Regions from separate parts of the Homo sapiens genome. Here region 1 is linked to region 2. Evidence: chromatin loops called from intact Hi-C (ENCODE). Cell type or tissue: MCF 10A. All regions are shown on one strand. Each heading gives the region's core, and the rest is flanking DNA. Links, peaks and the distances in the headings are about the cores only.

Region 1 (5,387 bases), core at 217-5,216, 63 kb after region 2:
CCCAGACCCCTTGGCATGCGACTGCCTAGGTTCCTGCACACAGGTGCACACAATGTCAGCCACTCAGCCCAGCAAGGAGGATGGGTGTCCAGAGCACACAGAACTTTTCTGTGAAAAGGAAAGAGCGCTCATTGCCCCAAATCAGATAATTTATCTTTACAGTAGTATTTTCTATGCTATACTTGAAATGTATTAGTTTGTTGTTGTTGGGTTTTTTGCTCTTTTTTTTTTTTTCATGAATACTTTCATTACAACTCCACCTCACTGATTACTGGACTGCTTTTAGTATAAGCCATAAGAGGAAGTACACTTATTTTTTTATATAGAATATTTTTTAAATAAACTCTTTGAAGTGTGGTGTTACTAAAGATAGAAGGAAGAAAGGGTTATTCTTTCTTATTTTCTTATTTCTTATTTGAACCTGGCAACACGAATGATCTTAGACTATGAGTAGATTCTTAATTTTCCTGTTTGGAACTGAAACGCCTGTGTTTTCTACCAGTACTGTCGTAGAGGGAAAGCTCATTATTAGTCATCACTAGTAGAACTAACAGTCTCCTCCTTCTTTGCTCCCATTTGAATTCTCATAGGTCCGACTGCTTCCTCTGTGCTGTAGACGCTGATATCAAAATAGCTTTGCCCAATCTTTGCAGTTTTTAAATCTTTATGTTTTAATTGTGGAACATTTTCTTCAAACCCACCAAACAAAACTATGGCAGTGGAAGAAGGCTACTCAGGATCCCAAGGCCACTCCCGTCACCCTTCCCCTGGCCTTTCATGCATCTCCATGAAGCAAAAGACAGATGGTCACAAGAGATCTTATTCTAGAAATGTCGAAAGGAGCAACAGATTTGGTTAATGCCCAGCAATTAGTCCCTTGGGAACAGGAGTGCTTCATTCAGTCAAGCAGGAAACATCTATCAGTTGAGGCTGCTTCATGCCAGGTACTGTGTCAAGGGCTGGGGGTCCCACTCTCCTGGAATCTAAATTTTAGTAAGGGAGAAGGCCAGTAAATAAGTAAATAAATGGTTGAGCTGAGACTCTTATAGCAATGGGTATTTCAAAGAAAGTAAAGCAGAGTGATAGAATGGGCAGGAAGGAGGCTGCTTTAATTCAGATAGGGAGACATCTGGTTTCCAGTCAGTATGTAGGGAGCTTGATAGTCATCACTGCCATCCTCACAGCAAGAAAAAGAACGAGCTGATAATCAGCAGTTAACTGATAATCAAACAGTTCTTAGATTCATCAGAGAATTGAAATGACCAGGCAAACCCCTGTCCCTAAAGTTAGAGAGATAGACAGGCAGATACAGAGAAGCACACCTTATCAGAACAGAAGCCCAGGAGCAGAAACCTCTGGGAAACCAATACCACAGTAGGAATACTTAAATTGTAATTCACCAATTGCAGGAGGCTTAGTGTGGGCAAATCTGAGAGTTAAATAGAGTCAAGTGGGGCTGGCTGACAATCCTCCACACTTTTGTGAGTTCTACCTCTAGGATACCTACCAGGTTCTCACAGTAAAAACTGGAGGAAAATCCCCTCTTTGGCAGAAAAAGGGAGAAAGCAGTCATTTGGAAATACAGTTGACCTTTCAGCAACATGGGTTTGAACTGTGTGGGTCCACCTACACATGGATTTTTTTCAACCAAACACAGATGGAAAATATACAGTATTTGTGGGAGACGAAACCCATGTAAATGGAGGGCTGACTTTTGGTATTTGTGGGCCAATTGTGGGAATTAAGTATGCTTGGATTTTGGCATGCACAGGGGTGGGGCATTGGTTTTGGAACCAGTCCCCCTCATATACCTAGGTATGACTATATACCCAAAGTATTTTGTTCTTAACAAAGTCTGCCCTCAAGAAAAACTTTTTTTTTTTTTTTTTCGAGACCGAGTCTGGCTCTGTCACCCAGGCTAGAGTGCAGTGGCACGATCTCAGCTCACTGCAACCTCTGCCTCCAGGGCTCAAGCAATCCTCGCACCTCAGCCTCCTGAGTAGCTGGGACTAAAGGCGTATGCCACCACGCCTGGCTAAGTTTTGTATTTTTTTTTGGAGAAATGGGATTTCACTGTGTGGCCCAGGCTGGTCTCAAACTCCTGAACTCAAGTGATCCACTCACCTCAGCCTCCCAAAGTGCTGATATTACAGGTATGAGCTACTGTGCCCAGCCAAGAGAAACTATTTTCACACAGCCTGTCTGGCCTGGGGGAACGGAAACACTTAATACCAACGCCTTCTAGTCTCCTACCTCATCTAAGTTGGAATTGGAAGGAGACAAGAAAACAAAACTGAAAAGCACTTTTGAAGGTCACAGTCCAGGGGCACAGGCTCACTGAAAGACTGAGACTAAATCCTAGGACTATAGAATGCTTCCTCTTCTCCATATCTAACTACGATATCAGGAGGGCTTTTGTATAGTAACAGGGAGTACAGCTGAAAGAACTGCACATCCCAGATCTTATTTAAGAAAAGTTATGTAAAAAAGCCTACAAATAACATGGGTGATAACAGCAAGGTCATTCAAAGAAATTTTAACCTCTGACATCTACAGCTATAGAAAACAAGAAGCACGGCCTGTTAGCCAGTTAAACATAAAACCCCACATTTGAGGCCTGATTACTTCAGTTCATTTTACCCAATACATCATATCCAGCTTTCAACAAAAAGTACAAGGCCCACTAAAAGGCAAAATAAACAATTCTAAGAGACAGAGCAGGCATCAAAACCGGACTCAAATATGGCAGAGATTTTAGAATAATCAGATTGACAATTTAAAATTACTGATTAATATGCTAAGGATACTAATGGAAAAAGTGGACAACATATAAGAAGAGATGGCTAATGTAAGTAGAGAGATAGGCACTCCAAGAAATAATTAAAATGAAATGCTAGAAACCAAAAACCCTATGACAGAAACAAAGAATGCCGGATGGGCTCATGAGTAAACTGGGCATGGCCAAGGAGAGGAATTGTGAGCCTGTGGATGTGTCAGTAGAAACCGTGAAACTGGAATGCAGAGGGGAGAAAAGGTTGAAAAACATCTGAACAGAACTTCCAAGACCTGTGTGACAATCACAAAAGATGTAACAACATGTAATGAGAATACAAGGAAGAGAAAGGAGAAGAAATATTGGAAATTGTCATGGCTGAGAATTTTTCAAAATTAATGACAGATCCAGGAAGCACCAGGAACACCAAGCAGAATAAATATCAAAATGTCTATACCTAGACACATACAAAGCACAGGAAACCAAAAAAGAAGAGAAAATCTTGAAAGGAGCCAGAGGGCTCCTATGCTGGCACCAGTAGCTGCAGAAGAGCAAGGGTAATAAATAGGGCTTCTCTTCAGAAACTGAGCGATCAAGAAGAGAGTGGCATAATATATTTATTGTGTTGAAAGGAAAAAACAAAAACAAAAAACTACCAACCTAGAATTCTGTATCCAGAGAAATTATCCTTCAAAAGTGAAGGAGAAAGACCTTCTCAGACAAAAGTTGAGGGAATGTGTGATTAGTAGACCTGCCTTGCCTTTCCTTCATCATAAAAAAAAAAAAAAATTATAGAAGTCATAAAGATGGACCCACTTAAAGAAGGGAAAAGCTTTAGAGAAGGAAGAAATATAAGTAAAATGAAATCTGTTTTTTTTATTCTTTTTTTGAAACAGACTGTCAGTCTGTTGTCCAGGCTGGAATATAGTGGCATGATCATGGCTCACTGCAACCTGGATCTCCCCAGGCTCAGGTGATCCTCCTACCTCGGCTTCCTGGATAGCTGGGACTACAGGCACACACCACCATGCCTGGCTAATTTTGTGTTTTTTCTAGAGACAGGGTTTTGCCATGATGCCCAGGCTGGTCTTGAACTCCTGGGCTCAAGTGATCTGCTCACCCTGGCCTCCCAAAGTGCTGGGATTACAGGCATGAGCCACCACACCCAGCCCTTTTCTTATTCTTAATTGATCTAACAGATAACAATATGTTCCAGATAGTAATAGCAACAAGTATTTCATGCTTATAGCATATGGATGAATAATAAATGATAGCAATGTTATAAGGATAGGAGGGAGGAATTGGGAATACTCTCTTATAAGGAACTTCCACTATCTGTGAAGCAGTATAGTGTTATTTGAAAGTGGATTTGGGTTAGTTATAAATGTATTTTCATACTCAGGGCAACCACCAATAAAATGTTTTTAAAAGAATTATAATATGCCGAGAGAGGAAAAAAATGGACTCATATAAAATTCTCACTTAAAACTAGAGAAGGCAGCAAATGAGTGGAAGACCAAAAAAGAAAACAATAAGGACAATGAATAAAATACATGTCAGTCGTCTTAAATATATCAGTTAAAAGAGACTGTCAGAGTGGGTGCCAAAGAAGCCAAGACCCAACTATTTATGTTGTCTACAGGAGACCCACTTTAAATGTGAAGACACAGATTAAAAGTAAAGGGGTGGAGAAAGATATACCATGCTCACACTAATCAGAGAAAGCTGGAATAACTATATTAATATCAGATGGAGCTAACATCAGAGCAGGGAAAATTATCAGGGGTACAGGGGACATTACATAGCAGAACCTGCAAGGCCACAGTGAGGAGTTGGCCCAAATCATGAACTAGAGCAGGGTTGTCCAATCTTTTGCATCCCAAGGGCCACATTGGAAAAAGAATTATCTTGGGCCACACATAAAATACACTAACACTAATAATAGCTAATGACCTTAAAAAAAATTGCAAAAAAAAAAAAAAATCTCATAATGTTTTAAGAAAGTTCCGAATTTGTGTTGGGCCACATTCAAAGTCATCCAGGGCCGCATGTGGCCCACAGGCCATGGGTTGCACAAGCTTAAGCTACAGCAAATCGGTTAGCCCCTCTAGCCTTCATCTCTTCCTCCATGAAGTAGGGATAAAGTGCTGGCCTCATGGGGTTGTTGTGAGAATTACATACTGTACATTGAGCACTGAGATCAGAACCAGGTTCAGTAATTAGGGATCACAGTCATTGGGCTCATCATCAAAAATGAAATGTTCCTGGGCTTTTAAACCCCTTGTCTATGATTCTTTTGTTATTTTATCTTAATCTTATAATCAAAAAATATCTATTATGTATATTATTTTCATCTCTAATCACTAAGAATCATTGACTCCAAAGGCATCAAAGGAGAATCACTTACAGGCCCAATTAAGTGATGAACCATCTTTAAAATATATTCATGGAGATGCCCTATTGTTCCCTAAGAGGACTTTCTTACTATTTGGAAATCCCTTTCCGTGTCTGGCTCAGGCTCTGCAAAATAGAATATAAATCAGTCTTTTCCCACCTTCAAGAAACTAGTCCAAGCCCAATGAACCATTTCCTGAGCAGCCTCTCCTCAGAGAGT
Region 2 (5,387 bases), core at 135-5,134:
TGATTTTTCATATGCAGATTTTATTTCTTGATGATTGTGTCTGGCCTCGTGGAGGGACGGAGTGACTTTAGGTGGAATAACTGGATCTGTTTGCTCTTGAGAAGCAGGCGCAAGTCCACGAAGGAAAGGCAGGGAGACAGATGGCTGGCTATTGTGTTACAACCATCATCTGCTGGGCCCTGAGCAAATATTAAGTGAATAATATATATGTAATTGGTGTGAAAGTACAGTTGCAACATTTCTAATATGGTTTGGAGGATGGCTACTTCTTGAACATTTGTGTTTTATAGAATGCTATGTTGAAATGTTTTTGTTTTTAGGGTTAAACCATTTTAAACTGCTTTAAAGTGAACATTTTCCCCCATTTTGACACCACTGTGCAATATTTTGAATTGAAATGGCCTGTAATCGCCCTTTTTTATTTTCCATAACAACATGAGCACTAAATTATAGCTGTGCAATTATGTAAACAATGGAAATGCTTCCAGAACGAATCCTTCCTTTTAAATTTTCATTTTGTGTAATTGTTGGAAGGTTTGGAGCCATAATAAACAAAATTATTTTACACATTTATCGCTCTAAAGGTCAATTATAAGGGAACGAAAGAAACAACACTATGCAAAATGAATAAACCAATTTCTGTTGCCATCACCATATGTTTTTCTTATCACTTATGGTTTTTCCAGTTACTGTGTACATAGCATTCAATTAAAGCGATTCATTTACCAGGCTGAATATGGTTTGTGTTTATAGAACTGTGCTTTGGAGGAGAGGAAACAACACGCCTCTATTTGAATTACCTGATTTTTTGCAAGATCAGTGATAAGAGACAGATGTTCTCACCAGTTACTTTCTCATAACCAGAATCTTTTGATAAGCTACAGATTCACAATTATCATCTTAGTGATCTTTTCACACTCAGTGTATAGTATTCACTTGGACTTTTAACCAGAGCAAGAGAAAAATACTAGTTTGGTGATCTGTTCACTATATTGCAACATTTTGCAGGATGAATTTTAATTTCTTTGAACAAAAGCTTGTGAAAGATCTTTGTCTACGTGTCATATGTTCAACTCTCAAGAATAAACCTCATTTTATTTTAGATTCCATATATCATTGAGCCTATTGTTTAGTTTGTGGTTTAGTCTATTTAACGTGTGAAAAAGAAACTAATTCTTGCTATAAAACTAACTTGAACTTCTTTGTATTAAGTTCTAGAACTCCTTAGAAAAATGAATCCTAGAAAATCTAAAATGATAATTTTCCTGTTTTTCTTTCAGTATTTGCCTTGTAAAACACTATGGCTAATTGCCGTAAAGCTTTGTTAAGGGTGTTGCTTGAAAGCACTAATTTCTAGAGCTTTTGAATTTCTGGGGTAATGTGCGATCTAAGAGGCTTGTTTGTGTGCCACCTTTGAAATGTCTTAAACTATTCTTTCTGTAGATCAGCAAAATAATAGTTCACTGAATTATACAAACTACACCTATAAAGTAAATTTTACAAAGTAAAACTCTTCAGAGTCCTTCTCTTTTTGAAAAATAATTATTTACTTGCTATTCTACTTACTTCTTTATGGCTCTTTTCATTTTACAAAGGCATATGTTCTTATCTCCTATCCCATTACATACAGCTCCGTAAGGGAGTATCATTTCATTTTACGGAAGAGAAGCATGAAGCTCTGGGTATGACATGATCTGCCCACAGTCACACAAGGCTTTGGACCTAGGCCTCATGGCTCAAGTTCTAGAGTTCTTTTCACCACGTCAGAGTGCAGGGCCGTTTCTCACTAGCCATCTCAGTGGAGGCAGCGCTGAATAGCATTGAATCACACAGTAGAAAGGATGGCCCCTTTCCTCCTCTCTGCAGGTCCTTGTGATACTGTTAGGTAGGCCAGCTGGAGTTGAGAGAAGTTATTCTTTCACACCACCCTGACATTGCATTCTGTGCTTATATTCAACAAGGAGAGCTGCTCTCAGACCCAGAGTCTTCATCAGAGGATGGTATTTTTAGCAAAAATTTAGCAGCATTGATTACTGTCATTGTATTACTTGAGTTACTTTTTACTTATGAGAAAGGATACACATAAATTTTTCAGAATAATTGGGCCATTATTCTAAGCGAAGTAACTCGGGAATGGAAAACCAAACATTGTATGTTCTCACTCATAAGTGGGAGCTAAGTTCTGAGTACGCAGAGGCATAAGAATAATACAGTGGACTTTGGGGACTTGGGGGAAAGGGTGGAAGGGGATGAGGGATAAAAGACTACAAATTGGGTATAGTGCTTACTGCTTGGGTGATGGGTGCATCAAAATCTCACAAATCACCACTAAAGAACTTACTCATCTGACCAAATAGCGCCTGTTCCCCAAAAACCTATGGAAATAAAAAAATTAAAACATGAGTCACTTTGAAAAACCTGTTAGGCAAGTAATGTTCACTTTGGACAGGGAGATGGCAAAAGGCATGAGGATTGCACATGAATGACTCATGTCTGAGAGCATCATTCTTTCCCATGTATATATAAAGCCCTGGAGGCTGTGAGGAAGGTTTCAGATTTTTATTATATTTTTCAAAGACTTCTGTTATAGCTGTGTCTTAATGTATGGTGGGGATGGTGAAAGAAGGATTCTACTGAGTTAGAAATGAGTGGGGCATTTTGTGGATGTCCCACTATTGAGAATATGCAGCGGCTCTTCTTTGAGTACCACGTGGTTATTCCTAATTTTAAAATGTTATCACAAAGATACAGTCTTCGAGTTGTTCCACTTCAGTGTGGAGAAGCAACGGAAGCAGGCATATGGCCATAATTTGGCTGACTGGTCATATAGTTCCCTCTTTAACCCCCCCATTTACCCTCCCCCAGTGCTGTCTTTGGCGACTTCACACAGGCGCTGTGTCTCCTCAGGGCGCTGTCTTACGTGGGTGGCAGGGTAGGGTAGGCTAGCCATCTGTTATTTTGCCCTCTCTTTCCAACCTTCTTGCTCATAGTAGCAGGTTCCGTTGAAGTGATTGGCTGAGGTCCAGGGGGTGAGGGAGCCATGTGACTTTATCTCAGCTACATGCCTATCTGCTGTCTTTAGCATCAGTATAGCAACTTAGTCATATTTTTTGAATGCCCCATTTTACAGATTGTTGCCTTTACACATACAAATCTTACAATGCAAAATGGATTCATTTACAAATTGTGGTATTAGCTTGTTAAAGGATTTAGTTCATAATTCCCATAAATTTAGCCTAGAAAAGCATTTTTTAATTAAAACTCTAAATTCCAGTGGTGAAAAGGGGCTTATTTGATTCAAGTATGTGCTAAAGATTTTTAAAGCCCACAAGCTTCAAGGTTTAGTTCCACATCTCAACAGATGGAATTAACACAAGCATAACAAAGTTAACATCATGGTTGTTTGCATTATTAATCTTCAAATGCATGGCATTCTGCTACCTTGCTAGCCAGGTTTGCACGAATCCTTTCATTGCAACATATGTCAACAGAAATGTGCTTCCATCTGCTGCCGGATAGCTTGATGCCTGATATTCCGAGACAAGTCCCAGCACAATGAGTACCTCTGTGAGTAATTACAGGTGTGTGCTGAGGAGCCTAGGGCATTAATCAGAGGCTTAATTATGAAAAAGGTGGATCTTTTGTTCCACTCTTGGATCCTGAGTTTACCACACACTTTCTAAACTGCAGCATCCATCTGCTCGGTCCCTTAGAATGTTTGCCTTGACTGATATGGACCTTAAAGTGTATCAAAGGACGTGATTAAAGCAGGCTTAAACATTAACCTGGAAGAAGCATGGTTCATGTTTTTTTTTCTTCCTTCCTTCCTTTTTCACTTATCTATTTATCTGTTTATTTCTGATGTAGGAAAAAAGTCTGCTGAAATGCTAAAACTTTAAATTAGTACTTGCTAAACTATTTACCATATGTGAACTCTACTGAATTAAGCATTATACAGTAATTTTAAGAATGTAAATATCAAGATTTGTAGAAACTAAGACCCATGTAAAGAAAAAAAAGTCTTAGGAAAAATGGTTTGTGAACACATACAAAGTTTTTTAGGAAGATAAGTTGTTAAATGAGGTAATTTTTATTATGACAGACTGAACATGTTAGAATTTAGCATGTTACTACTGCTTTGCTCTAATGTGATACTGATAGAATTAAATCAGGATTATTTTTAAGGATTTTTTAGATAACCATACTGAAATCTAAGAAAAGAAACTAGGATTTTGTGTGTGTGTGTGTGTGTGTGTGTGGAGATTTTGCTTCTTACTCTTATATTGAGACTATAATAGGTTGTATAACTATAAGTCACGTTACTATAGTATAGTCATGTAACATTTCAGTCAGTGGCAGACCACATATATGATGGTGGTCCTATAAGATTATAGTGCTGTGTTTTTACTGAACCTTTTCTGTGCTAGATGTGGTTTGATATGCAGACAATTTCCATTGTGTTACAATTGCCTACACTATTCGGTATAGTAACATGTTGTGCACATTTGTATCCTGGATGTGTAGTAGGCATCTACCATCTAGGTTTGTGTAAGTCACTCTATGATGTTCACAAGATGATCATAGATTGCCTAACAGCACATTTCTTAGAATGTATCCTCATCATAAAGCGACACGACTGTACTTCAGTGTGTGTTTTGATTAATGTACATGGCCAACAGCTGCATAAGTTTGTGGTTTGTGGTTTTCTTACTAATTCCTGTTACACACACACACACACAAACACGCTTGCACAGATGGCTTCAGAGATGTGGCCTGGCCATGGATGGCATGAATGCTGTCCAGTGGTGGACCCCTGATCTGCCACAGGCAAGAATTAGATATCTGCTTCAGACCAGAGCTGGGGGGTGAGGGGCCATCCAGCCATCAATGAGAGGCCATTACACACACAGGAACACAAGATGTCTGGGGCAGATGATGCTCTTCACACTGCACTCTGTGCAAAAGGCTACTGTTGCACTTTGTACTTGCACTGAGATCACACATATACTCAGAGCCATGCTGTTTCCCTGACCTTAGCATTTCACTGATTACAACGTCACCTTAGCACTCTGCATATTCCCATTTCTGAACACGTAAAACTATCTGAAGAGTGAAATTTTCCATGTCTTTGCCTACTTTAAGATATTTTAATGTAACTGTGCTTTAACTGTGGCCAATTGAAAGCTAAAGACAGGACATTTGTTTTAGTGATAGATATTTGAAGGTTTTAATTACATATTTACCTCATTACTCCTGTAGCTTGTCCAAGGAGCCTACCTTTACACGGAAGACAGATGAAATGTCTAGTCTCAGAGCCATGATTTAGATTTTGGATAATTCATCTTACAGCTTGGGGTCTCCAATCTTACCTTTAAAATGGGTACAGT

What was found. Peaks named below come from ENCODE experiments on the same cell type or tissue, not always from the same donor. Only the 100,000 strongest peaks of a DNase experiment are listed, where the experiment ranks them.
Region 1: it touches region 2 in a loop (2.2-fold over the local background); 3 of 110 quality-filtered maps call a loop at or near these places.

Annotation. Positions count from the first base shown.
Region 1 is chr20:20,484,415-20,489,801 of GRCh38, reverse strand. All of the region lies in intron 36 of RALGAPA2 (Ral GTPase activating protein catalytic subunit alpha 2), which reads left to right. Among named protein-coding and RNA genes, the nearest start is that of INSM1, 120 kb to the right of the region's middle. In MCF 10A, for the core only: no CTCF peak of the experiment used is centred there; no DNase peak of the experiment used is centred there.
Region 2 is chr20:20,546,998-20,552,384 of GRCh38, reverse strand. All of the region lies in intron 23 of RALGAPA2 (Ral GTPase activating protein catalytic subunit alpha 2), which reads left to right. Among named protein-coding and RNA genes, the nearest start is that of RALGAPA2, 160 kb to the left of the region's middle. RefSeq lists an enhancer at 4,636-4,765. In MCF 10A, for the core only: no CTCF peak of the experiment used is centred there; DNase peaks (open chromatin) are centred at 2,454, 2,994 and 3,524.